Linked DNA regions of Homo sapiens: region 2 is linked to region 1. Evidence: read pairs that join two places in POLR2A ChIA-PET (ENCODE). Cell type or tissue: B cell. All regions are shown on one strand.

Evidence for each region. ChIA-PET counts read pairs that join two places held together with the same protein. Peaks named below come from ENCODE experiments on the same cell type or tissue, not always from the same donor. Only the 100,000 strongest peaks of a DNase experiment are listed, where the experiment ranks them.
Region 2: POLR2A ChIA-PET joins it to region 1 with 5 read pairs; 15 of 35 experiments call an interaction of 5 or more read pairs at or near these places.

The regions. Positions count from the first base shown.
Region 1 is chr1:155,959,356-155,961,855 of GRCh38, forward strand. ARHGEF2 (Rho/Rac guanine nucleotide exchange factor 2) reads right to left here. Exons shown (of 22, transcript NM_001162383.2): 11 at 2,306-2,500. Among named protein-coding and RNA genes, the nearest start is that of MIR6738, 9.3 kb to the left of the region's middle. RefSeq lists an enhancer at 2,167-2,500. In B cell, no CTCF peak of the experiment used is centred here; a DNase peak (open chromatin) is centred at 1,146; H3K4me3 peaks cover 382 bases; H3K27ac peaks cover 2,485 bases.
Region 2 is chr1:155,905,622-155,908,121 of GRCh38, forward strand. All of the region lies in intron 3 of RIT1 (Ras like without CAAX 1), which reads right to left. Among named protein-coding and RNA genes, the nearest start is that of RIT1, 4.5 kb to the right of the region's middle. In B cell, no CTCF peak of the experiment used is centred here; no DNase peak of the experiment used is centred here.

The DNA.
Region 1 (2,500 bases):
CTCCTGCCTCAGCCTCCTGAGCAGCTGGGATTAAGGAGCACGCCACAACACCTGGCTAATTTTTTGCATTTTTGTAGAGACGGGGTTTCACCACGTTGGCCAGGCTGGTCTCTAACTCCTGACCTCAAGTAATCTGCCTGCCTTGGCCTGCCGAAGTGCTGGGATTACAGGCATCAGCCACTGCGCCTGGCCTATTTTTTATTTTTTGGGACCAAGTATCGCTCTGTCGCCCTGGCTGGAGGGCAGTGGTGTGATCTCTGCTCACTGTGACCTCTGCCTCCTGAGTTCAAGCGATTCTCATGCCTCAGCCTCCCAAGTAGCTGTGGCTACAGGTGAATGCTGCCATGCCTGGCTAATTTTTGTATTTTTAGTAGAGATGGGGTTTCACCATCTTGGCCAGGCTGGTCTCGAATTCCGGACCTCAGGCGATCTGCCTGCCTGATTCAGCCTCCCAAAGTGCTGAGATTATAGGGATGAGCCACCGTGCCCAGCCTGGACCACATTTTTTAGCCTTTAAATTCCATTTCTAATATCTAACTAAGGAAGACCTTTACGGCTATCTGACCTAAATTCTCCCTGTCCTGGCATATTCCCACTTCTAATTTTGAGCTTGGTAGGGAGGGAGAAAGTTTCCTTCCTCTCGCAGAGGACTGAAAGACCATCCCTCACCCACCCATCTCCTTCAACCCCAGCAGGCCCCTGCTTCAATTTCTTTCTCTGCTTCACACTCCAAGCTCTCAGATCCTATGGGGTCAGCACTCCAAGACTGAGGGAGGAAACAAAGATCAATTCCATAAAACTTGGATGTCACAATCAAGAAAACAGAGGGCGAGGCATAGTGGCTCACATTTACAATCCCAGCACTTTGGGAGGCTGAGGCAGGAGAATCACTTGAGGCCAGGAGTCTGAGCAAGACTAGCCTAGGCAACATAGCAAGATCTTATCTCTACAAAAAATTTAAAAATGTGCTGGGTGTGGTGGTGCAGGTCTGTAGTCCCAGTTACTCAGGAGTCTAAGGCAGAAGGATCACTTGAGCCCAGGAGTTTGAGTTACAGTGAGCTATGACTGCACCACTGCACCCCAGCCTGAGCAGCAAAGCGAGACCCTGTTTCTAAAAAAAAAAAAAAAGAGAGAGAAAACATACACTCCTCCTTTGCCCTTGGGGATTTTACTAAACTGTGGGCACACAGAAGGGGAGGGCTTTTGCTAAATGCTTCAGAAATAACACTCTCCAGCCTTGCTATTTTTAATCCCCCATGGTTTATATTCTTAGCTGCTGCGTGGGAGAGATGGGAAGGAGAGAAAGGGATAAAGGAAAGAGGCTGGTGAAGACTGACAATATCCAAACCCAGGGAGCAGGGATTTCATGACACAGGTACAGAGGCTCAGGCAGGCTTTGGCCTCAGGTATCACAGTTTCCTATTGTCCCTCACATCTCATCCCCAAAGCCAAGGCCTGCTATTCTCTTGCTTTGATTTAGGTGAGAAAGACTTTGCCAGTGCAGACAAATTCTGGAAAGAGAGCCTGGGAAAGTGTGCCCTGGCCCCTGATCTGCTCCCTCTGCCCTGCTGTCTCTTCTCCTCCCTGCCTGTCCTTCACCGGCTCAGTCCCCTCCTCTGGGCCTCCTCTGGCTGCGCTCCCCAAAGCTCTTGCTTACTCCCATCCCTGGTAGCTGGGATTCCAGCTGGGGGAATCAACTGATCCTGTCCTCCAGTCTGAGAGCTTCTTTGTCTTCCTCAGTAAAACTAGTAGCTCTCTAGGCATGCAAGGACCAAAGAAATTATAAAATACTGATAGGGAAGGCCCTGTATGGTCCATAAAGTTAACTGCAGAATTCAGGCTTTTCTGCCACAGAGATCCTATTTTTCTCTCCCACTGAGTCTCACTGTTGTATGGGCTGCATAAAGGGAGGTTGATTCTTTTTTTTTTTTTTTTTTGAGATGGAGTCTTGCTGTGTCACCCAGGCTAGAGTGCAGTGGTGCAATCTGGGCTCACTGCAAGCTCCGCCTCCTGGGTTCACGCCATTCTCCTGCCTCAGCCTCCTGAGTAGCTGGGACTATAGGCGCCCACCACCACGCCCGGCGAATTTTTTGTATTTTCAGTAGAGACAGGGTTTCACTGTGTTAGCCAGGATGGTCTCAATCTCCTGACCTCGTGATCCGCCCGCCTCGGCCTCCCTAAGTGCTGGGATTACAGGCGTTGAGCCACTGCACCCGGCCAAGAGAGGTTGATTCTAAGACCTGCAGGCATCTCCCACTCTCCATCTGACTTTGAATTCCTGCCTAGTCTGCCGAGCAGGTCTGACCTTTGAAGCGCCCCGTCGCTGTCTTCCAGAGCAGGCAGCCATCGTGGATGAGTTTGCGCCTCAGAAGTTCCTCTCGGCCAAAGGGGCCCTTGCCAGGCACTGGGGTTTGGGCCCGAGGGTCCATGCGGTTGTAGATCTCCTGCAGACGGGCCCCTTTCTCCAGCTGATAAATACCCTCGTCCACATTGGACAGCA
Region 2 (2,500 bases), 54 kb before region 1:
TCACAATAATCCAATGAAGTAGGCATTATTACCTCCATTTTACAGCTAAAGAAAATTCAACTTGAAAATATTAATGTCTTCTCTAAATTAGTTAATTAGTGACAGAATGAGGATTAAAATCCAAGATTGCTGAACTGAAAAGCATTATTAACCATGTGTTATACTTCCTCCTCAATACTACAAAAAAGGAAAAAAATATATAATTCACTATTTTTTTTTTTTTTGAGACAGGCTCTCACTCTATCACCCAGACTGGAGTGCAGTGGCATGATCTCGGCTCACCACAACTTCTGCCTCCCAGGCTCAAGGGATTCTCCTGCCTCAGCCTCCTGAGTAGCTGGGATTACAGGCACATGCCACTATTGCCCGGCTAATTTTTGTATTTTTAGTATAGACAGGGTTTCACCATGTTGGCCAGGCTGGTCTTGAACGCCTGACCTCAAATGATCCACCTGCCTCAGCCTCCCAAAGTGTTGGGATTACAGGCGTGAGCCACTGCACCCGGTCTAACTGACTATTTTCTAAATAATCCACAGTTTCGTAATTTCTCTTTTCTGAAAGCAAATTTCTTTATGCATATTACTATAGTAACCTTGGAAAATATAGAAAACTAAAAAGAAAAAAAAAGCCACGCAATATTTCATTCACTTAACAACTGCTGCTTACATCTCAATGTATTTCCTTTTAACATTTTTTCTTGAATTCCTGCTTCTGTCTCTTCCTCAAAGATGAAGAGCTCATTAAATCAATGCTTCTCAATTATTCATTAGGATTAGTGAGTTGTGAAATCTACTTAATGGGCCGGGACCAGCATTAAAATAAACAAGCAGAAACCTAAATAAAAATAGAAAATACCAGGCCAGGCACAGTGGTTCATGCCTGTAATCCCAGCACTTTGGGAGGCTGAGGCGGGTGGATCACCTGAGGTCAGGAGTTCAAGACCAGCCTGGCTAATGTGGTGAAACCCCATCTCTACTAAAAATACAAAAATTATCTGGATGTGGTCACAGGCGCCTGTAATCCCAGCTACTTGGGAGGCTGAGGCAGGAGAATCGCTTGAACTGGGAGGTGGAGGTTGCAGTGAGCCAAGATTGTGCCACTGGACTCTAGCCTGGGCAACAGGAGTGAAATTCTCCGTCTCAAAAAAAAAAAAAAAAAAAAAAGAAAAAAAGAAAAAAAAAGAAAGAAAATACCAGAGTGGGTGAGGTACAGTGGCTCTCACGCCTGTAATCTCAGTGCTTTGGGAGGTCCAGGTGGGAGGATCACTTGCGCTCAGGAGTTTGAGACCAGCCTGGGCAATAGAGCGAGACCTCATCTCTACTAAAAATCCAAAAATATTAGCTGGGCTTAGTGGCCTACGCCTGCAGTCCCAGGTATTTGGTAGGGTGAGGCGGGAGGATCACCTGAACCCAGGAGGTCCAGGCTGCAGTGAGCCAAGATCACAACACTGCACTCCAGCATGGGCAACAGAGTGAGACCCTGTCTCAAAAAAAAAGAAAAGAAAAGAAAATATCAGAGTGCACCAGATGTAGTGAGGTAAAGTTTCATAATATTTTAGCTACACATACACATGCGCTTGTGTATATAATTTATATATACATATGCACACATTCATATGCTTTTTTTTTTTTTTTTTGAGGCAAAGTCTCACTCTGTCGCTCAGGGCGGAGTGCAGTGGTGCAATCTCGGCTCACTGCAACCTCTGCCTTCTGGGTTCAAGGAATTCTCCCACCTCAGCTTCCTGAGTAGCTGGGATTACAGGCATGCAGCAGTAACACGCCCAGCTAATTTTTGTATTTTCAGTAGAGATGGGGTTTTACCATGTTGGCCAGGCTGGTCTTGAACTCCTGACCTCAGGTGCCTTGGCCTCCTAAAGTGCTTCGATTACAGGATTGCAGGCTCAGGATTACAGGCGTAAGCCTCCGCACCCGGCCTTGTATGCTTTTATATCTCTACCAGTTACAATGTAAAGTTTTTCTGAGTTTACAGCCAGAGCTTGAAATCAAATGCACTAAATTAGAAACTCAAGAACAGAAACCTCATCTTTTTGATCACCACTGTACCCTGAGGGTAAGCAGTGCTTGGCACATAATAGAAACTCAGAAGACATAAGTATTTGCTGTTGAATCAGATAATATTGCCAGGAGAGTAGTTAACTGGAGGAAAATTGATTAAAACAGATAACTTGGCCGGATGCGGTGGCTCACGCCTGTAATCCCAGCACTTTGGGAGGCCGAGGCGGACGGATCACAAGGTCAGGAGATCGAGACCATCCTGGCTAACACGGTGAAACCCCGTCTCTACTAAAAATACAAAAAATTAGCCAGGCGAGGTGGCGGGTGCCTGTAGTCCCAGCTACGCTGGAGCCTGAGGCAGGAGAATGGCATGAACCCCGGGGGGGCGGAGCCTGCAGTGAGCCGAGATCATGCCACTGCACTCTAGCCTGGGCGACAGTGAGACTCCATCTAAAAAAAAAAAACAAAAAAAAAAATACAGATAA